Linked DNA regions of Homo sapiens: region 2 is linked to region 1. Evidence: chromatin loops called from intact Hi-C (ENCODE). Cell type or tissue: MCF 10A. All regions are shown on one strand. Each heading gives the region's core, and the rest is flanking DNA. Links, peaks and the distances in the headings are about the cores only.

What was found. A loop is a pair of places that touch in the nucleus more often than their neighbours do. Peaks named below come from ENCODE experiments on the same cell type or tissue, not always from the same donor. Only the 100,000 strongest peaks of a DNase experiment are listed, where the experiment ranks them.
Region 2: a loop joins it to region 1, with 1.8 times the contacts of the local background. A loop is called at or near these places in 2 of 110 quality-filtered maps.

The regions. Positions count from the first base shown.
Region 1 is chr9:85,111,433-85,124,212 of GRCh38, forward strand. All of the region lies in intron 1 of LOC107987088 (a long non-coding RNA gene), which reads right to left. Among named protein-coding and RNA genes, the nearest start is that of NTRK2, 450 kb to the left of the region's middle. In MCF 10A, for the core only: no CTCF peak of the experiment used is centred there; a DNase peak (open chromatin) is centred at 7,759.
Region 2 is chr9:84,964,138-84,976,917 of GRCh38, forward strand. All of the region lies in intron 17 of NTRK2 (neurotrophic receptor tyrosine kinase 2), which reads left to right. Among named protein-coding and RNA genes, the nearest start is that of NTRK2, 300 kb to the left of the region's middle. In MCF 10A, for the core only: no CTCF peak of the experiment used is centred there; DNase peaks (open chromatin) are centred at 5,154 and 6,494.

The DNA of each region.
Region 1 (12,780 bases), core at 2,950-10,949:
TAACCTTAGCTAAACTCACTTGTTAGTGATTGACAACACATTTTTTGAAAAGCATATTACCTCTTTGAAATGAAATGTATTTAGTCCTCCACAGATTTTCAATAAGGCATAATTTATAATTTCAAAAAATAATAGAGTGTGACATTATTATGATATGAAACCTCCTCAAACAGCATTTTAGGAACCACAAGAAAAGCAATCAAAATTATGTATTTCTTTTACATCCTCATTGAGAATTATTATTTCTTGCATTATCATTTGTGTCTGCAAGTTGCTGTTGGAACAAATGTCCTGTGCCTTCCAAAAGCATGGAGAATGGGCCAGCTGCCGATTCGGTTGATTCTGGTCCAGGGTTAATGAAGTGAAGATTCCAGTGCCCTGAGGTGGCTTAGCAGCTAACACGTTCCAACCTCCATGCTGTGCTCACCTAATTAGAAGGCCCTCACCTCTACCCCACCCCAATCTCTGCCTGATTAACCCATGAGAACCAGTCAAACATATCTTTCCTTTGTGGGTTTTCTTGATGCTTTGTATTATAAATGCGTGTGAATGTTGCAACATTGCCTGGCTTCAAAGTCAAGGGTACAAGCTGATACCCATTCGGAGGTCAAATAAGTCTCCAAATGGACAGGACAACGGAGTGGAAGTCACGGGTAAGCCGTGAACAGAAGCAGATGCTGCCAACATCCAGCTATGTTCCTACTCAGGACTGGGACCGGGTGTGTCCAGATCTTCCCACTATTCAAGAAAAGTCAGAAACCTATATTTCATAGAACATTTGAGTTATCTGCTGGCAAGTGTTAGGTTTTACCATATGAAAGTTATTTTTATAGGTTAAAAACAGTCAAATAATAATTTCATATGGTATGGTAGGCTAAACAATGGTCCCCAAAGATATCTCTGGGACCTGAGCATATGCCTCATATGAAAAAAATAAAAGGGTCTTTGCAGATGTGATTAAATTAAGCTTCTTGAAATGGGGAAGTTATCCTGATTATCTGGATGGGCCCTAAGTGCAGTGATGAGTGTCTCTATAACCGGGAAGAGAGGGAGATTTCACACAGAAGAGGAGGAGGATGTGGGCCACAGAGGCAGAGGTTGGAGACATGTGACCATAAGTCAAGGAGGGCCAGAGCCACGTGAAGCTGGAAGACTCAAAGAATAGATTCTCCCCTAGAGTGTCTGGAGAGAGTGCAGCCCTGGAGACATCTGGATTTCAGCCCAGTGAAACTGATTTCAGACTTTTGGCCTCCAGCATTGTGAGAAAATAAATGTATGTTGTTTCAGGACACCAAGTTTGTTAGTTTGTTACAGTAGCCACAGGAAATGAATCCATACAGTTCAACTCAATAGAACATGGGCAAATTCAAATATATATATATGTATTTTATATATATATAATATATATATTTGATTATATATTTTATATATTTGATTTATATATATTTGATCATATATACACGTATATATGGTTCTATATATATTTATATAGAGAGAGAAAACCAAAAAGCATCTGAGACAGTACTCAATCAATTTAGATGTGTATTTTGCCAAGGTTAAGGACGCACGCCCAGGAGACAGGTCTGTGCCTTTCTCCAAAGATAATTTGAGGGCTTCAGTATTTAAAGGGGGAAAGCAGGCTGGAGGAGAAAGAGGGAGGGTGTGGTCACATTACTGAATCCACATGTTGCAAGGGAAAAGCAACAGGTAGGGGAATAGTTAATGATATATTTCTCTGACGCTCAGTAAATCTGCACTTTACGTAAGATAAGGTGAACATACGTGGCTACCTGTGCAGATATTTAACCTTTGATCTGTAAGCTCTCTGCTTAGGAATAAAAGGAAAGGCAGCTTCTTGCGTGACTCAGCTTTCAGCTTAATTTTTTCCTTTTGGCAGAGTGAACTGGGGTCCCAAGTTTTTATTTCCCTTTCACTACACACACACACACAAATAGTATGTTTAGATAAACCCACATGTGTATATGTGTGTGGAAAGATGTGTGTGTGTGTGTGTAAAGGCAACATGCAGGCCAGACAAAGCACATCTGCAATGTAGAGCTGTCCTTCAGGTAATTAATTTGGTCTATTTCAATCTGTTTCTTTTTCATCCTTCTCTTATCTATAGTGACTGGCACTGTTCTCTGTACCTTCATCAAATGTTATTTGAAATCACTGCTAATGGAAAGTAAAGGATTCTGCCAGTACATCACCTAAGCCCTTGTATTTCCCAAAATACCTCTGCAGAGGTTTAATGACTCCAAATTCCCTTTACCTTCTGATGCAAGTCATTAAGAAAAAAGATGACCTCAAATATTGTCTTCAGATTCAATTCATTAAGTGCTGGGCACTATAAGATCCAGAGTCAGGGGAGAGCAGAAACTGTCAGAAAAAGTAAAAAAGTGAAATGCCTCAAAATCATGTTAATTGAACCATATTAAGTATGTGTAGTGAATTCTTATAATTTTATGTTGCCTCAGGATTCATTCTAAGTTGGACTTTCTCATACTAGAAGCATGGCTCAGTCACCCTTGACACAGTCTCCAATTCTCCACCTCCTCCCAGTTCCTCAAGGTGGTCAGACACCTGCTTTATGTAACCACCTTCTGGTGACCACCCTTGTATGGGACAACTAGATACAACCTACTTGACACCCCACTGACCCCCATATTTCCCATGGACTGCATAGATATTTCACAGTGACCCCCTCTCAGTCACAGCATGTCTCCCTGGAGCTTCTGCCTGCTTCCTTCAATCCCACCGACAAGAACTCCTTAGAACTCCCCATGGGAAACCTGCTTGAGTCATGCCTGGGACCCCAGTAAAGGCGTTCGCTCTCAGGTCCCTCAGTCTCTCTCTCTCTCTCACTCCCCACCTGCCTGATTGAGTGTGCCTATCCTGCCCAGCTCTTCCCTGCCCTTGGCCCTGTAAGGTGTGCAGCCCTCTTATGTCTGGAATCCATAAGTAATTAAAAAAAAAAAAAACAACCCTGCTTCTGTTTCTCCATGTGTTTCGCTGTGCTGCCTCCTCTGTCTCACCTGACCAACACACCTGAACCCAACTTCTGTCCTGGTCAGGGTTCTCCTAGAGAGTGGCTATCTTGGATGATGGCCACTCTCAAAAGGAGACCTGAAGACCAAATTAGGGGAAAACTTCACATCATGCAAGTCCACACATTTTTGCTGCTGCCTTTGCTAGGGTCCTTTGGATCTTGACCTGGCCTCTGGATCTAGCTTCTGAGGCTTAAATCTATGATGGCTCCTCCTCTTGGGTTTCCGTGAGGTCCCATGTTGGTATGCCTGAAATAAACTCCTCTTGACCTACGCTAATTGTGTCGCTATTGCTGGCAACTAAAACTAGCCAGTGGCTTCTTCAGGAGTCAACTCAGCAGCTTTCCTTCTACTATGGACTACACTAGTGTTATCCAAACTGTCAGTTCAACTGGGGTAAGAAGCTTGCACCAGAATGTGAATCAACACGCTACTTACTTCATCAAGAAAGTTTTGTTGTGAATTTCAGCTGAGTCAAAATGTGTATTTAGTGATGTAATAATAGATTTACATTCCCTTGCAAGTTCTTTGTCTCGTTAACAGTAACCACCACTGTGAGGACTGACAGCTGATTCACAGATCTCACTTAAAGTAGCACTGGCTGTTAGCCAACTTCCAGCTATCCTCTCTCCCACCTTCACCTTTCCCAGCCTCTCGTAATCACTACCCTGCACTCTACTTCTATGAGATCAACTTTTTTAGCTTCCACATGTAGGTGAGATTATGAGTATTTGTCTTTGTGCACCTGGCCTATTTCACTTAACGTAGTCCTCCAAACTTATCCATGTTCCTGCACATAAGAGGATTCCTTTTTTTTAATGGCTGAATAGTATTCCATAGTGTATATATTCCATGGTGTGTGTATATATGTGTATGTATATGTGCACCACATTTTATCCATTCATCTGTTGTTGGACATTTATGTTGATTCCATATCTTGGCTATTGTGAATAGTGCTGCAAATAAACTCAGAAGTGCAGATATCCCTATAATATATCAATTTCCTTTCTTTTAGATATATGCCCAGGGAGAGGATTGTTGGATCACATAGTAGTTCTATTTTTAGTTCTTTGAGAAACCTCCATACTGTTTTCCATAATGGCTGTACTAGTTTACACTCCAACAACAGTATATAGGAGTTCCCCTTACTCCACGTCCTGTCCTGTACTTGCTATGTTTTGTCTTTTTGGTAATAGCCATTCGAGCTGGGGTGAGTTGACATTGCAATGTGGTTTTGATTTGCATCAGCCTGATGATTAATAATACTGAGCATTTTTTTTCACATACCTGTTGGACATTTCTATGTCTTCTTTTGAGAGATGCTTTTCAGATTCTTTGCCCACATTTTAGTTGGATTATTATTTGTTTTGTTTGAATTTCTTGTATATTCTGGACATGAATTCCTTGTCAGATGAACAATTTACAAATATTTTATCTCATTTTGCTGGTTGCCTCTTCACTCTGTTGATTGTTTTGTTTGCTGTGCAGAAGATTTTTGGCTTTTTATAGCCCCATTTGTCTATTTTTGCATAAGTTGCCTGTGTTTTTGAGGTCTTCTCCATGAAATCTTTGCCCAGATCAATGTCTTGAAGCATTTCTCCAGTGTCTTCTTCTGATAGTTTCATAGTTTGAGTCTTACATTTAAGTCTTTAATCCATTTTGAGTTGATTTTTGTACACGGTGAGAGATAGCAATCTAGTTTCATTCTTCTGCATATGAATACCCAGTTTTTCCAGCACCATTTATTGCAAAGACTTTCCTTTCCCCAATGAATGTTCTTGGCGTCTTTGTTAAAAATCAGTTGGCTTTAAATACGTGGATTTATTTCTGGGTTCTCTATTCTGTTCCAGAGTTCTAGTGTTCTATAGCACTGTAGGATGACTATAATTAACAACAATTTATTGTATATTTTCAGATAGCTAGAAGAACAGCTTGTGCATGTTCACATCACAAAGAAATGAGAAATGTTTGAGATATGAATATGAAAATTACTCTGATTTGATCATTACACATTGTATACATGTATCGAAATATCATACTGTACCCCATAAACATGCATAATTATTATGTATCAATTAAAAATAATAAAAGCAAAAAATGTAGTATTGGCCTAAAGTTTTCCTAGGCTAAGAGAACTCTAAGGATGTGATTAGTTCTGCTCTCTTCCACCTTTTCTTCACAGAATGAAGAAACAGAGCAGGAGAGAGGAACAATTTTTGCATTAGAATGATGGTGCTAGTCTATATACAATATACCACTTTCTTTTTAATAATAAGGAAATAGTTTTTTCCCACTTTACCATTAATTTTGCCCTTTCAAGTCAAATCCTGTGCTAAGTCCAATTTGCCAGAATGGTCTTCTAAAAAACTTCTCTTGGCCTGTTTCTAATGCAAAACTGCCTCGGTCGCTGAAATGAATCAATCACATGCACTTATTTGCTACATTTACCACAGGGAAACGTTAAAAAAAATAATGAAAAATCAGATTCATAAGACTTAAAGCAGAAACATAACACAGCTTTGCTGTGCTCCCTCTTCCTGAGGACAGGGAAGGGATAGATCTGGGAGTAGTTTTAAAATTGGGACATTTCTTTTAGGTAAAATGAAGAAGTCTTCACCTTACTTTGTGTGTCTGTTAAAATTTTTCACAACAGTGTGCTGTCAAGTACCTCGAGGCATCTGCTAAAGACAGGAGGACACTTCTTACTCCAAATGAAACCAGGAATGGAAATGGCAGTGAGTTGATTGAAAAGCATTTAGTTGAGACCTTCCAGGGTTCATAACACTGAACTGGGCACATACATATGAAAGGAGAGATTCAGTTCATTACAGGCATTAGAAATAAGCAGACAAAAATATATTCCAGAAACTCACCAAAATGAGACAGAAACTATATAAATGCCAAAAATATATTTTCTTCAAATCCTGAAAATAGATGTGTTGACTTTTCTTGGAAACAGTTATTTTAAACTGTTGGAAGACATACAAGTAAACCTAAAACTAATAAAGGGGCCTGTGTTAGAAATGAGCCCTCATAGCAAGCATTTTGGGGGGTTATTAAATTGTTCTGTGCTCCCAAATACTTTATTAAAGTATGTTATTAATTAAAACCAAAAGTGTACCACGAATTGGGCCAAAGAAAAACATCCAAATTCTCAACATGCACTTGAAAAGATTCGATCCCTCTGTGATCTGTGCCAGTTCTGATTCATGCCACGCCAGGATTCTCCTCACTTCCAGCTTACCTATGAACAGTTTGTTTACATGGTACCTGCCTTCCTTATAGGACAATGAGTGATGAGCCTTTAAGATAAAATGCTCATTCACATATTCATTTAATAAGTTACTACAAAAGACTAATTGTTGCCATGTAATCATTGCTACATATGCCTTAATGAACACATAGAACAGGTCCCAGCTCCTGTGAGCTTATACTGTGTATAATTGTGAAAGAAACCACGTGGACAAAGGGAGAGTCCTGTTCACACAGCATTCTAAGGATAGGACTCACCTCCCACCTGATCTGAGTATTTCAGAATCTCAATTGCAATTTTAGTTGGAGACTATCTGGTTCAGATTTATCCCTGTAACCTTATCCACAAGTGTCATTTAACTTTATTGTATTTTTATTGTCAGACATAATTCATTCATTCACAATGAGTCACAGCACGTATCCAGCATGGGGCAGAGTATCTTGGAGGGCAAACAAGCGATGCCCTGGCTGTTCCTAACGTGTCCTTTCAATAACCTGAGGACATTCTGATGCTCATTCCTTTGTTTGTAATGTGTTTTGCCTTTTCCCCCTTGATATATTTTTATTGTTGGTGCTTTGAAGTTTCACAATGATATCACTAAGTTTGAATCTTTTATTATTTATTAAGATAGATATTTGTTGGGCCTTTCTAGGAGGGGAATGCGTCTTTGAGGTCTTATAAATTTTTTGATATAACTTATTTAATAAATACTTCTGCTTCATTGGGTATTTCATTTTGTTCTTCTGGAATTTCTAATAGTCTGATATTAGATTTCCTAATGTATTTTCCTAATTTTTTAAAAAATATTTTCTCTCATATTTTTATATCATTGCCTTTGTTATATTTTCTTGAAGATTGGACTTTATTTTTCAAGACTTTCACTAAATTTTTAATTCAGTTTAATTTCATTTCAGAAATCATCTTATCTTGTTCTTTGTTTCTTCCTTCTGGTATCCTATTTTGTTTTATTAGCATATATAAGGGCAAGCTAGTTTGCAGGGACAAATAGACAAGGGACCAGGATTAAGACAAGGCAAATGAGACGGTCTCCTCTCATGCCAAATTTAAGGTGGCACCAAAAAGCTCAGCTATCAAGATAAATACTGTTCTTAATATCATATTTTTTAAAATCAAAATTAATGTAAAAATGCATGATGAACAAAATTTCAAAATTTTCAGTAAATGTAGCCCCAATAAAAGTGATGTGCCAAGCATTCTAGAAACAAAGTCAAAAGGAAACATCAGTATATTGATCCTGTCTTTATTTAAAATTGTGATATTTTGTTCAGCAGATGTCTTTTGAATGAATTCTTTAATGTTATATTAAGGTATTATTTATCATGGTTACTGAGTTTTTTGGCACCCTTTTACATTTAGGGCTGGAAATAAATGCCTCACTTGACTCATTGACTTCATCATAGTCCCATCCCTAAATGGACACAAATATATAATGACTCAGCAGCTGAAGCTTCTCTTTCACAAAGCAGTTGAACTAGAATATGATTCAGCCATAAAAAAGAAGGGAGTGCTGAGGCGACTCATGAATAAACCTTGAAAATATTACACTATAATAGACATAAAATTATGTGATTCCATTTATAGAGATATCTAGCATAGGCAAATCCATAGAGACAGAAAGTAGATTAGTGATTTCTGGGGACTAGGAAGAGGAAGAATGAAGAGTGACTGCTTAATGGGTACAGAGTTTCCTTTGGGGGTGATGAAAGTGTGCTAGAACTAGGTTGTGGTAATGGTTGCACAATACTGTGAATGCACTAATTGATAACAATGGTAAATTTTATGTTATTTGTATTTTGCCACAACAAAAAAATTGGAGAGATCAAAGGGAGCTAAGCAGAAGCAAGGTTTCTATCCTTCACTTTTAAGTGGTTAAACATTGATACTAGCAGATAAGGTACATATTCCTTTGTACATATTACTAAGGTACAAAACTACCTTGTCTTCTTTCTGTTTATACTAATTCCTTTATCAAAGGGTTGCTTGGCCACACTCTTTTTTTGTTCTTTGTATGGCTAGGCTGCAAACTTTACGTTCTGGTTTCCTTTAAATTATAAATTCCATCTTTAAGCATTACTCTCCTTTCTCATTTTATCATAAGCAGTTAAAAGAAGCCACACAGCTCCTTCAATATTTTGTTTAGAAATTTCTTTCAGCAGATATTCTACTTCATTGCTCTTAAGTTCTGCCTGACACAAAGCCCTCAAACCTGAACACAATTAAGCTAAGTTCTTTTCTACTTTATAACGTGGATGGCTTTGTTCCAATTTCCAATATCTTGTCCCTCATTTCCATTTAAGAATTCACGCAAATGGCCTTTACTGTCCATTTTTCCACAAACATTCTGGTCATGAACACTTAGTAATGCCTAAGAAGATTCCGGCCCTCCTTACACCTCTTGTTCTCCTTCTGAGTCATCACCAGAATCACCCTTAATGCTCCATGTATGGCAATCTAGGCATTTTATAGCTTGCTCCTCAAAATTCTTCCAGCTTCTACCAATTACTCAGTTTCAAAGCCACTTTCACATTTTCAGGTATTTGTTATAGCAACAGCCCCACTTATCTATGCCAATTTTTTGTCTTAGTTTATTTTATGCTGCTGTAACAGAGTATCACAGACGGGGTAATTTCTAATAAACAGAAATTTATTTCTCATGATTCTGGAGGCTGGGAAATCTAACACTGAGGAGCTGGCATCTGGGAGGGTCTTCTTGCAGCATCATCCCATGGTGGAAGGTGGAAAGGCAAGAGAGTGTTCACTCATGTGCATGAAGAGCGAGAGGAAGAGAAAGAGAAAGGAAGAAAAAGAGAGAGCAAGATGGAACTGAACTCGTTTTTATAAGAAACTCACTCTCAAGATAACATACCCACACTCATGATAATGACATTAATGAGGGCAGAGCCCTCAATACCTAATAACCTCTTTTTTTTTTTTCTTTTGAGACGGAGTCTTGCTCTGTTGCCAGGCTGGAGTGCAGTGGCATAATCTTGGCTCACTGCAACCTCTGCCTCCTGGATTCAAGTGATTCCCCTGCCTCAGCCTCCCGAGTAGCCGGGACTACAGGTGTGCACAACCACACCTGGCTAATTTTTTGTATTTTAGTAGAGACGGGGTTTCACCATGTTGGCCAGGATGGTCTCGGTCTTCTGATCTCGTGATCCACCTGCCTCAGCATCCCAAAGTGCTGGGATTACAGGCATGAGCCACTGCGCCCAGCCATCTAATCACCTCTTAAAGTTCCCACTCTCAATACTGTTGCATTGGAGATGAAGTTACCAACACACGAACTTTGAAGGGCACATTCAAACCATAGCAGCAACTTTATTCATAACAGCCGAAATCTGGAAACTACTCAAATGTTCTTCAGTTTGTGAATGGTTAAACAAAATGGCACATTCACATCATGAGGTACAAGTCAGCAATAAAAGGGAACAAACTCCTTTTATATTCAACAACTTGTATAAACCTCGTTTATAACAACTGAATAAACCTCAAGTTAGTGAAAGTAGCTGAATAAACCTCAAGTGAGTGAAAGTAGCTGATCTCAAATTTACATACTGTATGATTTTAATGATAACATTCTCAAAACAAAATTATAGAGGTGGAGAACAGATAAGTTAGCTACTAGAGGTTAAAGATAGTGTGAAGATGGGGGGAATAAAAAAGTAGTACAAAGAAGCTCTATGGTGCTTGTGCATTTTTTATCTTGATTGTGATGGTCCATACACGAATCTATACACATGATAAAATTAGGTAAACCTGCGTGCATGCTCACAGTAATGAATGCATATATAATTGACAAAACCTGAGTAAGCTCTGTGGATTTTTCCTGGTTTTATATTATGCTACACTTATGTGAGATGTTACCATTGGAGAAGGCTGAGTGAAAGGTTCAGTGAATCACTTGCACATTTCTGTGTATATATGAATCTATAACTATTTCAACATTTAAAAATATATTAAGACATAAGTAAATGGACAGGAAATGTATACCAGATACATGTGCCAAAAAGGTTGCCATAATATTAATATTGGAGAAGGTAGAATTTATGTCACAAAATTAAGACAAGGAAGAGAACTTCATTATGCTAAAGTGAGCATTTACAATATGCAATTATGATTGTGAACGTATATCCTCCAAATAACATAGATTCAGCATTTATTAATTTAAAAGACTTCAAAAGACACAAAGAGAAAAAGAAACGCATACTTAGTTTGAACTTTAATTCACTTTCCCAGTCGATGATGATCAATGACAAAAAAAAGCAAACCTTCAAAGGAACTAAATAATATAATTAATTTGTTATATTTAAAATTACATACTCTGAAAATAGAGAAAAAGCTGTTTTTCTAGTGCCCACAGTCCAGTCTTAAAAATTGACCTTAAAAATTGAGACAATAAAGAAAACATTGACATATTCTAAAATGTCAAATAGTACAGATCATAGTGCAATAAAACTAAAAATTAGTTTTATCTTCATTATTAGTTTAATTATGATCTCTGATCATAGTGCAATAAAACTAAAAATTAACAGCAAGATCGTGAAACAACTCACAGATCAAAAAGGAAATGCCAACCAAAATGTTTTCTAATTCAAACATCACTTGTTAGAATAATTAGATATGCTAAATAAACCTGCTCGAAGTTCACGGCCTTAAATAATGTCAGTACACAATAATGAAATGATTCAACTAGAAAATTTTGAAAAAAAACAGAACATTTAAACCAAATGAGAACAGAAGGAAAAATGAATAAAGATAAAAAATAGCAAAATTTGAAAACAGAATAATACTAAAATTAATAAATATATTCAAAACCTAAAACTGTTTAAAAACTTATAAAACTGATAAATCAAAAGAAAATCTAAAAAAGAAAAAAGTACAATTGTACAAAATAAGAGAAGAAAAAATTAGCCACATAAATTAGGATATTAAAGAAAAATCCTGGCCGGGCGTGGTGGCTCACTCCTGTAATCCCAGCACTTTGGGAGGCCAAGGCAGGTGGATCATCTGGGGTCAGGAGTTCGAGACCAGCCTGGACAACGTGTTGAAACCCTGTCTCTACAAAAACACAAAAAAATTAGCTGGGCATGATGGTGGGTGCCTGTAATCCCAGCTACTCGGGAGGCTGGGGCAGAAGAATCGCTTGAACCTGGGAGGCGGAGGTTGCAGTAAGTCAAGATCGCGCCATTGCACTCCAGTCTGGGCAACAGAGTGAGACTCTGTCTCAAAAAAAAAAAGAAAGAAAAATCCTAAGATACAACTTTGTTCAACTCTATGCCATATGTTAAAACCTGGGTGAACAGACTAGCTCTGGAAAAAAAAGTTTAGCAAAACTGACCTCAGAAGAGACAGAAAATCTCAACAGACTGATTTTCGTAGAAAATGATAAATTTGAAAAAAGTGTTACATCCAGATGGTACTACAGGAAATCAGCCAAGTCTATAAAAAGCCGACAATTTATTTAATATTCCAGAACATAGAAAAAGAAGTGAAAGTTTAAAATTCGTGTTATGAGGCAAGCATAATTGTGATATCAAAATTGATGAGCAAAAACAATGAGTTTCAAAAAAATCTAAAATAAAATAATAGCAGGCAGAAGTAGCATCATAAAAGAATATAGTATGTCCACATGGGATTTATTTCAAGATTTTAAGGAAGTTTTCATATGAAGAGAACAATTAATTAAATTCAGGACATTTATTGATCTGAGGGAAAACATACATACACACACATAGTTTTCTACAACAACTAAAAAGCATTTAACAAAATATAACATTCATTTATGGAAGAAATAATCAATGAATACTTTTGAAAAATGATTCTAAAATTGCTCATTCATTCCGTTTACATCATTTTTTAATGGGACAACATTAGAAGCATTCCTACTGAAGTCAGGAATAAGACAAGAATACTCTCTAGTGGTTGTGATTTTTGTTTGTTGTGTTTTCAAACTAGACAGGTCAATCCTAAAGTTCATATGCCAAAATTAGTACAAATAGGGAAATTCTAAAAATAAAAGGTAATGATAGTGTATTTCAGGCATTAAAACTTGCACTAAAGTTTTAGTAATTAAAAACAGTATTATTGATGCATGAATAGACCAATGGAACAGAATTTTAAAAATTTGGAAATACATTCTAATATAGGAGACTTTAATATATAACAAAGGTTTCACCCAAATCAGTGTGGGAAAAAAAAAGATCCACTTAGTAAATAGAATTAATGGGAATGATGTACGTGGGAAAAAAATTAATTTGATTCCACACCTCATATGATACCCAGAATGAATTTTAAATGCATCAAAAATGAAATGTAATAAGCTAACTCATAAAAACTATATGAACACATAGCACTGTATCTTATAAACTTATATTGGGAATGGTCCTTCTAATTATTACACTAATCCAGAAACTCTTAAGGAAAAGACTGTTAAATTGAGGATATAAAATTCCAAAA
Region 2 (12,780 bases), core at 1,932-9,931, 150 kb before region 1:
CCAGACATTGTGAATTTCACCTTGTTGGATGCTGGATGTTTTTGTATTCCTGTAAATATTTCTGAGCTTTGTTATGGAATGCATTTATATTGCATGGGAACAGTTTGATCCTTTTGTGTGTTACTGTTAAGATTTATTGGTCAAGACCACAGCAATGCTTACTTTAGGGCTTATTTCCCACTATTGAGGCAAGATCCTCCTGTGTACTCTGCCCAATGCCCCATGAATCCGGAGGTCCTCACCCTGCTTCATAGGAACCAGCTTTATTTCTCACCCTGTGTGAGCACTGGGCACTGTTTTCTCAGATCTTTTGGGAAGTTTTTCCTTCGGCCATGAATAGTATCCTCACATGCACGCACTGATCAGAACTCAGCTCGGTATTCAACGGGCATCCTCTGCAGATCTTCAGAGTTCTTTCTACGTGCAGCTCTCTCTTCTCTGGTATTCTGTCCTTTCAACGCTAGCCACTTTGATCTCCCCAGACTCTCAGCTCCATCTCCCCAACTTAGGGAGCTTGTTGGACTCTTGGGCTCCCCACTCTGTCTTTCTCAATGAATTAAGCTCACAATGTTTGTTTCTCATCTCTCAGATCACTCACTGTCCTTCATTGCCTGTTGTCTAGTATGAAAACAATTTTTTCACATATGAAGCCATTTTTTGGTTGTTACTCCATCTTGCCTAAAAGCAGAAGATGGTTATCATTTCTCTTGATAATGAATATATCATTTTGAAAATCTACCAGTGAACTGCCTACAAGCTGCAGCATGGCAAACAAGTTCTCTCATCGCTTTAAGACAGTTACTTCCTGTGAAGGTTTTTTTCCTTTTTAATTAAATAACTTACATTTACATAATACTTTTTCTACAATTAAAGTTTCCCTGCCTACACAGAATTATTACTTAAGTAGGAGAGTATTCTCCATCTCCAGTGAGTATTGAGCAAGAGGAAATTATCTTAGCCTACTTGTTACCTTTGAGAGATTCCCTGGGCTAAAAAAATGAATTGGTTCAAGAAGGCTTTGAAAAAAAATGTGTAGGCAGAATATTAGTAATGCTACCCACTTTTCACATTCTCCCACAGTCTTTGCCTATGGTTGGGGTCAAACACCTTGGATGGATGAAATGGCTGAATTAATCCAAGATAGTTTTGCAGACATAGTTCTTAACCATGCCTCTTTAATGTATAAATACCAAGTAAGATGTATTCTGTTCCCCAAGGAAAACCACACGTGTCCTGGGGAGAAGAGACGTAAATGAATCACTCTGATACTAGGCAGTGTGATACATGTTATGGAGAGCAGAGATAAACTGATTTGGGGGGAGATGTGGGATGACATCTGGAAAATTCTCTGAAAGCAACAGAATTTGAGGTGGGCCTTAAAGGATAAATAGCAGGTAGAAATGTTGTTAACCGCAAAGACTATTGCCTGTGATGGATGTTATAAATACAATTAGATGACCTGTTAACAAGTACTTTTTGGGAGGATGTAGAAGTTCTAATTTTGAACTCCACATGCCTCACAGAATGGTAGGCACTTCCTAAGTTCTTACAGATCATGACAATTGCCTAAAAGGAGCTTCCAAGAAAGATTCTATAATATTCTTCTTGTAAGTCTTTCAAAATGAAGATGCTCTTCAAAGTAGTGGGTCTTCAGGATGAAAATTACTCCTGAGTCCAAGCATGATTTGACTTCATCTTTCAACTCTCCATATCAATCTCTTAAAATTCTGTCCTCCGGTCATTTCTACCTAGTCTATATGTCTATGTATGAGAGACTAGAAAACTCCAAGATATTGTTACATCAACGTAGCATAATACTGGATACCTACAGAGACGTGAAAAACACCAGGGTTTCTCTTTCTGCAGAGCTGCAGTGGCTTTCCCTGTTGATCATCCTATTGGTGACCATAAGAACTTAGCACAGTCATGTTGCCTGAGGGATTCTGCTTACCAGGTACAACTAGTTTAAATTTGACTCCATGAAGAGAATTATCAAACATAAAATAGCTTGTGATATCCAACTAAGAGAAAACGTCTGAAATTCTTTTTATGCTGATGGAGGCATGGAAGTATGATCTTACCTAGTACTATAGAACTTCCTACTGCATGGGCTCCTAAGCTTGGTCACACATCTGAATACCCCAGAGTGTCTTTTGCGTAATGTTGATTTTTGGGCTTCACTTTACATATACTGATTCAGCATCTTGAAAGCGATGAGATTTGGGAATTTATATTCTTCACAAGCTTCTTAGCTGAGTCTGATGTCCAGCCAAGTGTAGAGCTATGTTTTTGTTTGTTTGTTTGTTTGTTTTGAAGTGGAGTCTTACTCTGCCACCCAAGCTGGAGTGTAATGGCACAATATCAGTTCACTGCAACCTCCACCTCCCGGGTTCAAGTGAGTCTCCTGCCTCAGCCTCCCGAGCAGCTGGGATTACAGGCACCTGCCACCACACTGGGCTAAATTTTTGTATTTTTAGTAGAGACGGGGTTTCACTGTGCTGGCCAGGCTGGTCTCGAACTCCTGGCCTTATGATCTGCCCCACTCAGCCTCCCAAAGTGCTGGGATTACAGGTGTAAGCCACTGCGCCCAGCCAGTGTAGAGCTATTATATAGGCACTGCTCAGGTAGACTTACAGAAAGTAGACAAGGATATAACACGGTCTCCTCTATGCTGAGATTCAAATGGTAACTTTACAAAAGGTCTTAGTTATCAAGCTTCTAAAGGAGAATAGTTGCTGTGAAAAATTCTCTCAACCATGACCCTTGACTTTCCTGAGAGAGATGGTATTACCATAATTAATGGATTTTTAGGACTTCTGATGGGAAAGACCCTCTGAATTTTAATCACTAGTGCACAGTCATATCCTACTCTCTTGAACACCAGAGCTTAGGTTCATTGAACCATGACATTTCCGAATGAACCCAAGAACTATTTCTTACGGTATCAGTTAGTAAACGAAGTGCTATTTGAGGCTCTCTTCTCTCATCCTGGGAGGTGAGCTTGACTCATTCTCTAGGTAATGTTGTCAAAGACATCATGAGGATCACAAGAGAGACAGAGCAAGCAGCAGGTGGAAAGTGATGCACCATGTTCCTGGACATGCCAACACAGAGCACACCACCGCCCCTGCCCCGCAACCCCTCTCCACAAGGAGCTGGGGCTCCCAGGCTGGTGGTCTAGGCAGACCCCTGCTGGCCTTCTCTGTCACTGCATGGTTGTGTATCTGTGTGGGTGATGACTGGTGGAGGCCCTACGCAGGAAATGCAAGAAAAGGCTTGTGGAGAGTCAAACAGCTTGTCAAGGTATCCTTGTGGGTGTCTGTATTGAAGTGTCACAGTATGAAGGCATTTTATTAGCAGCTATTTTAGAATCCGAACACTGAAATGGAACAGTTTCTTCCCTACATGGCATTTCCAGGCTGGCTTCCTCCCTCACAGCCTTACGACAGCACCAGCCTTCTCATAAGGGGGTGGAGAACATGACGCTGGGCTCCTTTGACGGCGGAGCCCAGCTATGTGGCCCACGCCCTCAGCCCTGGAGATAATTTGGTTCATTCACATGTTGGTGATGACAGAGATACTGCAGCGGAAGCTGGGGAGGATTTGAGGCTCATGCCTCGCCTTTGTGTGCAGCACAGAAATCTTCCTGGGTTTTGGAAAGGTATGGAGAGATTGATGCCCGGGGTTAAGGGCGTGGAGGGAACATCCACTCAAAGGAGAAATTGCAGGGTGAGTGATGTCCAACCTCAGTATGGCTTTTTTCTGCAGCTACCATGGGGGCTTAAGTTCTTCCCAGCTGTCTTAGGGCAAGTAGTGAATTTCTTTCTGGAAAACTCATTAGACTTCATTGTAGGAACAACGACCTTAGAAGACTCCTGTTAATGTCTTAGAGGGCTGATGTGGGGTCTTGTAAGGAAGACTGACATACCTGGCCTCCTTTTATGTCTCAGCTTGGCATGTAACCCTCTCAGCCATCTTCCAATTTACTGATGAGAAAAATAATATTCAGGGATGTGAAGTCACTTTCCTGAAGTGCCCTCCCTTATGCCTCTGGCAGACTGGCATCTGAGCTCCTGTTCTCAAACAAAAACTCCATGCTCTTCCCACTCTGAAAGCTTCTCTGTGCCCTCAGCACACCCCTGGCTCCTCTAGTCTTCTCCCTGAGAGGTGGGCAAGGGTCGCCTGGTGTATTCTCAGAGCTCTGCCCTTTGTAATCATAAAAGATCCATCTAGGACAGTGGCCCACTGTGCAGAGCAAAGTTCTAAAGCTGTGTTGGTTGCAAGAAGAAAAGGGATACTCCAAATTTCAGAACCATGGCTTTTTAGATTGGGAAGGGGCTTCAGAAGTAGTCAGTCTGTCCCTTTATTTTAAGGAGGGAATCTGGGTTTTTTGTCCAGCCTACCAGCTCTCCAGCTTTGGGTCATTCCTGAACCTGACTAATATGCCAAGGAACATAGGCAGGCAGACAGCAGACTTGGATTTATTCTCACTTTCAATATGTGTACAGTGTGTGGCTTTGAATAACTCATTTAACTTCTCAGAACCTTACTTCTCATCTTAGTAAAATGGTAAAGAAGTCGGCTCTGTCTGCTATGAGTGCTGTCATGATGCCACCATGAAAATTGTGAAGTATACATATTATTAAGTATTATTTATTCTGTTTTTGCCATTGGGGAATGGGGACAGAGCAGAGTCCTGTGGCATATACTGTGCTACACCTAGCATATTTGCAAGGATGCTCTATTGAGTAACCACATCCTTGAATCCAAAGATGGGTTCCAAAGATTGTGAATGCTGTCTTGGGTCTTTTTGGCATGGGCCCAAGATGTTGCTGTGGGGGCATATATGATACATTGACGTCACATTTTCGTTTTCTTCATGTCTCCTGAATTAATAAAACACTTCCTACAAGTGCAGCCACACTTCATGCATTGTTGGTCCACCCTCCCAGGCTAGAATGGTGTTTATGAGGTCTTTAGGAAGGTCAAAAGACTTCCCCAGATTCCTAACTGGCTGCTGTCCTGTACTCTGTTTTTTCCGTGCTATCCCTAAAGGCAACTGTAGCCACCACCACTAAAAGCATATTTTAATACTCCATGTCATGTGCTTCCTTTGTGTCTTTGGAGTTGGTCCAGAACGATCACTCGCTTACCTTTTGTCAGCCATTCTGAGTCATATGTATTTGCCTGAGCATGAAACACTTGTGTTAAAGGAAAAGTTTTGTGGCGTAAGCCACACACATTGCAGGAAAAGCTCAATTTGCATAGCTCAGGATAGGGCTCTGACCTTTAGCAGTCTGGGGAAGCCTGCCCACTCCTGCACCAAATAATGTTCTGCATGCAAAAAAATAAAATATACAGCATTACAAAAGAACAGCGTTGCATTCAGCATAGTTATAAAATGTTAAAAGGGTGACATAATAACACGTGTTTTTGTTAAAACATTAAATAATGAGATCTTTTGGCGGTCTAATAGCTATTAAAATTTCAAAGTGATGATCATAAATGATGTTTTGAGATAATCTATAACAATAATAATGTGGCATGAAAATATCTGATTTCTATGGGTGACAACTTCACAGATTCTGCCAATCCTAAGAGATGCTAAATTTTTGTTAAAAGTTCATGAAAATGAGATGCAATTCAAGTTGACAGAACCCTGTGAATTCTATCCATGGATCCCTTTAGGATCTGTGCATTACAGGTAAAGAACACTTCCTTTACAGCATTGTAAACCAGTGCACGAATGCTCATTAGACATGTATAATACAATAAAGTTCTGCTGGCTAAGAGCACTCTAGAACATTGGAAGCAGGGAGATGAGGGTAGGAGAATTGCATAAACAGCATAGTCTCTGGAGCCAGATTTTCTGGGTTCAAATTCCAGCTCCACCTCTTACTATTTTTGTGATCTTGAACAAGTGACTTAACCTCTCAACACTATTTCTTCAACTTTTAAATGGCAATAATAGGGCCGGGCATGGTGGTTCATGCCTGTAATTCCAAGGAGGGGAATTTGGAAGGCCAAGGTGGGTGGATCACCTGAGGTCAGGAGTTCGAGACCAGCCTGGTCAACATGGCAAAACCCCTTCTCTGCTAAAAATACAAAAACTAGCCAGGTGTGGTGGTGGGCGCCTGTAATCCCAGCTACTTGGGAGGCTGAGGCATGAGGAGGTTGCAGTGAACTGAGATCACACCACTGCACTCCAGCCTGGGGGACAGAGTGCAAAAAATAAAAAAATAAAAAATAAATAAAAATAATAAAAAATAAAAAATGGCAATAATAATAATAATACCTTCTTAAAGAGATGTGGTAAGGATTAAGTGCACCTTAAATAGTGCCTACCTCATAGCAGGCACTTTATATGTCAGCTGTCATTATTGTAACTATCTGTGCATACAGAAAGAGAATATCTCAGAAATAAAGAGCATCAGGGTGAGTCAGCGCTGGGCAGGGCAGTGTTAAGAGGGCATGCACGCACTGGTGTTTGGTTAGCTGTGAATTCAGCCCACATTACTCCACCTCTCAAGGATATTGCAAGGAACTTTACCCAAGAGCCTTGCTGAAATCAATATACTTCATGTCCAAGGCAATCCCCCATCCTATCCAGCAACTTCACTTACTTCTGGATGATCATTTGGTATGATTTCATCTTAAAGAACCCATACTTGCTTCTGGTCATCACTGCATTTTCTAAGTGCTTTCAAACAATGCTTAAATAGTTTATGTTAAAATCTAGCCTGGAACAAAGGTCAAGTTTAGTGATCAGTTGTTTCTGGAATCCTACTTTTTCCCTCTTGGAAATTATGTCAGTCTTTGCTCATCCCCTTCAGCATCTCCACTTTTACTTTTTTCTTGTTCCTTCTGTCTGAGTGAGTGCCACACTTACATTGTCAAAAGGAGCAGGCTGGGACAGTGTTTAGCTATGCTTGAAGACATAGATTCATTTAAAACAGTTTCCATTTAAAGAACAATTTAACCATATTTGTTACATCACTTCTAGAATTCAGGTCATTCTTCTTGATGGAACAGAAAGAATCAAAATAGGAATTATGTAGCTAATTCATTTAACAAATATTGCTGAGCATGAGCACCTTACCTGCTAGGCACTGGGCACTAGAGGGAAAAAGTGAGCAAAAATAGACACATCTTAGCCTCCTGGACCTAATGATCCCCCTAGAGAGCCAGACATTTATCAAATAATTCCACAAACACATATTGAACAAGACCTGTGATAAATGGCATGGAACAAACATTCTGAGGGCTATGAGAATCTGTAATAAGGGAATCTAACCAGGTTAGATTCCTGTACTCTGGGAAGACTGAGGAGGGCATCTTTGAGCCCTGGGCTCCTTCCCCACTGGGCAGAGGAAACAATGAGCAGGAAGGCCCCGTGGCAAGAGAAGCAGAACATGGTAAAGGAGATGGCAGATGGCCAGTGTGCTGGACATAGAGCCCAAGGTGCAAAACCCAGCTGTAGAAGCAGAAGGACCTTGCCAGCCATGCTGAGGATTTTTTGTGATCATAAAAGCAATGAGATGCCACTAAGAGCTCTCAGAAAGAGGTAGGGCTTTGCAACTCTGTGAGCCAGAGTAAGCAGATGGGCTGAGGGGCTCTTACAGAAGCTCAGTGGGGAGATGATGGTTTGGTGGGCATAGATTCAGAGCAAAGTGAAAAGACTTATAAGCTATTTAGGAGGCAAAATTGCAGGACCTGGAGGTGGATTGGGTATGGAAAGGGAAAAGAAGAGGAAGATATCAAGGATGTGAGATAGATTTCTGGCCAGAATAACTGGACAGTTGGTGTCATTCTATGACCTTGTTTTGGAATGGTCTGGAAGGAGACCAAGGATTCAGCTGGGTGCATTAAATTAAGTTTAAAGTGATTTTAAGTCATCTGTATTTCAAGATCACCTCTAACCGGCATGAAAACATTCATAGGGGGGTATCCAAATAGTTGAACAACGCCAAGGTGGGAGAGTTGGGAGAGCTGGGGACATTTGGGTGAGAAAAAGGAAGACCTAAATGTGGACATACTAGCTACCTTCTGCTACATAGATGAGGATAGAGGTTCTAGAGGCCAGAACTGTGTCTGTTGCATAGAAGTTTCATGAAGCAGATTTGGCACGATGTAAAGAGGAACTAAGAACGAGAGCTGTGATGTATCAGGGCTGCCTTCCCAAAAGATGAGTTCCTTGTCACTGGAGGGAAGTGTCCAAGTGTAGGTTTTCCATCTTCTATTATGCTGCAGAAAGGGCTCCAGTGTTTTAAAAATTGTGTTCTATGGAACCCAGTGAGTTTATGAAGGGGCTTCAGTGACTGGTTTTGTAAACAGTTGATTTCAATTTCATCTCTTTATGTGTACTATAACCGTTAATATAACTACTAATATGAAATATGCTGTAACCAATAAAAACTAATGAAAACTAACATGCTCAAATGTGTTATATACACAATTTTAACACATTAGACAGTGGAAAAACTTTGATGTGTTTTTGGGGTTTAGCTTTATAATGTATAAATACTACCAACTTGAAGTTTTAGAAATGAATTCCTAGTAATACATGCATTTTTATTTTCATTAGTTTTGAAGATGGTGTCTTAAGATTATATGAAATTTAGATAAGGCCTAAAGATCCTTATAACTCAAAGATTCCATTGGTTTTATTCAGACAATTAAAATAAGCAATCATATTCTCATTTCTATACATTTATTTTAGCCCCCAAAAACCCATATGAGCAGATCTAGGTCCTCTGTGCACAGGGAAACATTTATGAAGCACTCTGCTTCCAGAATTAACTATGATTTCAGCTCTCCCTACGCTCTCCATTGAGCCCTCTTTCCATGCTTTCCTTCCTTCTTTCAAACTTGCCAAACTTCATCTGAGCTTTCAAAGACATTGATTATATGTGCATGGACTACTCTAAAAAAGTCTTGGTATCTCATTATATTTATGACATAAGTATTTAAATAGCTTAAGGACCATGGCCAACAGCTTCTCCATGTCACAGAGAAGAGAATGTTCAAATGTTCACAGCTTTGAAGCACAGCTCACTGTGAATAATTAAGTGGCAGTAGTTAAGAGAAAAAGGGGAAAATGGTAAGCAGATCAGAGAAACCCAGAGAACATTTGATTCAACTTTTTACCAGATGACTGCTTCACTATTCTCCAGGCCCTCAGCAGAACTCACCAACTTTGCCACAGAGAGAACATTCACCCAAGGACACACTTGGCCATAACAGTCTTCCCTAGTTTTTCATTCAGTACCAGAACACCTAATGTGTCCTCAAATACTCCTACTGTAATGAGTGTGAAATGAACAGGAATATGGCAGCCTGTTTCAGCCCCTTGAACAGGTTCCTCATTCTCAAAAACAGACCCCAAAACCCTTTCAAATAAAACACAAGGTTGACCTGCTGACAAACATAGTACTCCTGTTATTCATAAGATCAACCACCTGTGGTTACATAAATCCAAAGTGTGCTAAATAACGATTTCTGTGCACTAAGTGCCACCCATGTGATCTGTACATGATCTGAGCACACTAACCCTCCCTGGGCCTTTGTGTCTGGGCCTCAGTTGTGAAATGAGGACAGCGTTCATCAGATCAGATGATTTCTAAAGTCCTTTCAGCTCTAAAAGTCTAATCTCAAGACTCAGGTTCACTGAATTAAACCAAAATATTGTCTTCACAGAGAAGACTTAAGATCAATTCTTAGAGAATTTACAAAACTAGGGGAAAAAATTTAAAAAAAACAAAGATACAGTTTCTCCTACAGAATGTACAGTTTTGCTCAATGGTATTTTTTAAAGTTTATTTCTTTGTCGACTGTTTATGTTTAACCCCCATGAATCATCAGAAGATGCATTTTATCTGCTGGCCTTACAGGTAAGAGGATTAGATGATACTATCTTTTTCTGTTCTTTTCTCTTAAAGCAATATCCCCATATTAGAGAAGAAGTTTATTTATTAGCCACATGCAGACTTTCATGGTTTGCTTTTTGTTCTGGATGTTTGTGTGTGTGGAAATACATAAAATGACAAGAAATGAGAAAGTACATAAAACCTGATAACAGTGTCTGAACCCCACGCATATCTGCTATCATACTATAGACTAATATTACCTGTGTAGAGCCAGGGCCTCTCCTCATAACAAATACCCTAACTTGATAAGGTGGCAAATGAATCAATCGTTATGTGGTTTTTATTAAATAATACACCCAAGGATGCATGCCTTGTGCTACTTGGTGGTGTGCAAAGTAAGTCAAACATTGTCAACCATTGTCAATGTAATTTTTATAGATCTCAGTTTTATAGATGGTAATTTAGAGCTGCAGAAGGTTAAAGCTCTTGTGTAACTTGGAGCCAGATAGCCCAAGAGTTTTCTTTACCTTTTTAAGGCATAAAAGAAGTAGGACTCAGATTGAATTCCTCTCCACATCTCACTTATAAGAGAAACATCCTTTATTTGTCCAACATGGAGACTGAGCAGCATGGAGAATGGGCTGTTCTCCAGTTTGAAATAGTGATTTTCCCAAGTACCAACCTAGTTCATATCCTCAAATGATGTGGAGAACCTCTTGGTTTCCACCCTTGGTTTCCACCTTTGTAGGTCCCCTTAGAACTTCCAAGTGGAGGTGCATGTCTCCTCCCCTTGCCTTATCCCTGCTGGCTTCAGCTTTCCCTAAGCAGCCTCAAGGAAGTCGCCGGCTGTTTGGGAGTTAAGGGGAGCAGGCCTGGATATCCCCTGGGTGTGGCATATTTCCAGGACAGAAAGCTGCAAAAGGAAAGAACAGTGTGGGAAAGAAATGCCCACTTGAATGAGATCAGGATGTTCTGAGCCCTGTCCTGGTGCCGCCTGGGGCTGCAGTTTGGCAGTGCCAGGAGACACTCATTGCCCTCGGCGGCTCTGGGAGCACCTTGGAAGGCGGCACCCTCCCCCGGGGGAGCACACACAAGCTGCTGCAGGCAAAGAATGGCCACCCAGGGGCAGTTCTCAGAGGAAGGAAGGTTCCTTTGAGGAGTGGACAGCAAGACATTCTCACCCTGGGACTCAAGAGAAGTGGAGCTTTTTTCCCCCCTCTTTCCCAAAATGCAAATAGCCTCTGTCCTTGGAATAAGGAAGATGGGTTGCTAGGCAATCACTTCTAAACAAGCACTCCCCCTGCCCCTTTTTCCTGACCCCTAGAACAATGGAGACTTTTCAGCAAATGGAACCAAGATGGAGGAAAAGATGTGGCAAAAACAGAAATGGAATCAGAGATTACAGAAGTTCTGATTCATAGAGTATTGGAAGAAAAATGTAATATTAATAGGTTTTGCTCTAGGCAGACTAAAGGGGGTCTCACTTTTGCCATCACATTGGCGTTATTTGTCATCACAAGTCAAGTTGCACAGGCAGTGCAGCAGCCGCTGTCCTGTGCTGATCCCACTTGCAATGACTTGGGTGACCTTAAGGATGTGACGTTATTACCAGTGAACTAAGAGTTCTTAGGTCTCAGTCTGTTTATCAGTGCAACAATATTAATAGTTGGAATTATCATATTTTCAAAATAATCTTTTTAGCAATTCCCACATTTCGTTAGATTCTGCCTGTCAGGGTCTTGGTAGGAAATATGTGTGATATTCACACAAATTGTGTGAATTGTATTCACACAATACAATACAATACAATATGTATTGTAAGTGTGAATACAATAGAAACAGATTTGAATTAAAGGGCTATTGACAAAGGTGTAGATACGTTTTAGGGAAACACAAAGGATAGCATAGGTCCCTATGCCCCCTTGGTCTGAAGGGACAAGGGGAAGGAGTGGTTATCTAGCCCAGGAAGGGTAGATACCTGAGAGGGCTGCCTGACAAGAGCTCTGCCTTTTGGTAGAAGGACATAGCTAGCCTATGATGACTCCACACCTAAATTCTGTCCTCAAAACAGTGGGAAGCCAGGGGTCAAGGGGACAGTCCAAATGTATGAGTCAGCTTAGCTGCCGTTAACAATATGCCATAAGCTGGGAGGCTTAAACCACAGAAATTTATTTTCTCACACCCCTGGAGGCTAGAAGTCTGAGACCAGAGTGCCAGCATGGTTGGGTTCTGGTGAGGGCTCTCTTCTTGGCTTGCAGACGGCCACCTTCTTGCTGTGTCCCTGTGTGGCAGAGAGAGCTCTGTTGTCTCTTCCTCTTTTATAAGGACACAAAGTTCTATGGGATTAGGGCTCTACTTACGGGTGCCTTTAACTTTTATTACCTCCTTAAAAGCCCTGCTTGCAATGCAGTTGCATGAGGAGTGAGGGCTTCAACATAGGAATTTGGCGGGGACATAATTTAGTTCACAGCACCAAGTAACAATTTAGAGTCGACACTGAATTACCGTAGTGCTAGAGGCCTAAGAGAATCAGAATATCTCCCTGGGAAACTTACCACAAGATTTTAAAGTATCCATTAATGCAAGACCTAATATTATTCTTACTTCTTGGTAGAGCCAACTAAAACACTGTGAGATCAGGTAACTTTTCCAGAGAATGAGCATGAAGGGCAGGTGCTGGCCAGCTTGCTCTGTTTGACAGAGGTAGCAAGGCCCTGATCCCACAAAAAAAAAACTATAAACACAACTAGAGAACTCTGTTAGCAATCAGCAGGGTTTCTTTGACTTTTGTCCATTGTAAATGTTTTCATGGTGGAAGCAGTGTTATTAAAAATATTCTTGAAATTTGAAGAGGAAAATTAGATCATCTATAAATCCATATGATTGAATATTTACTGATTTATTTGTTTTTACA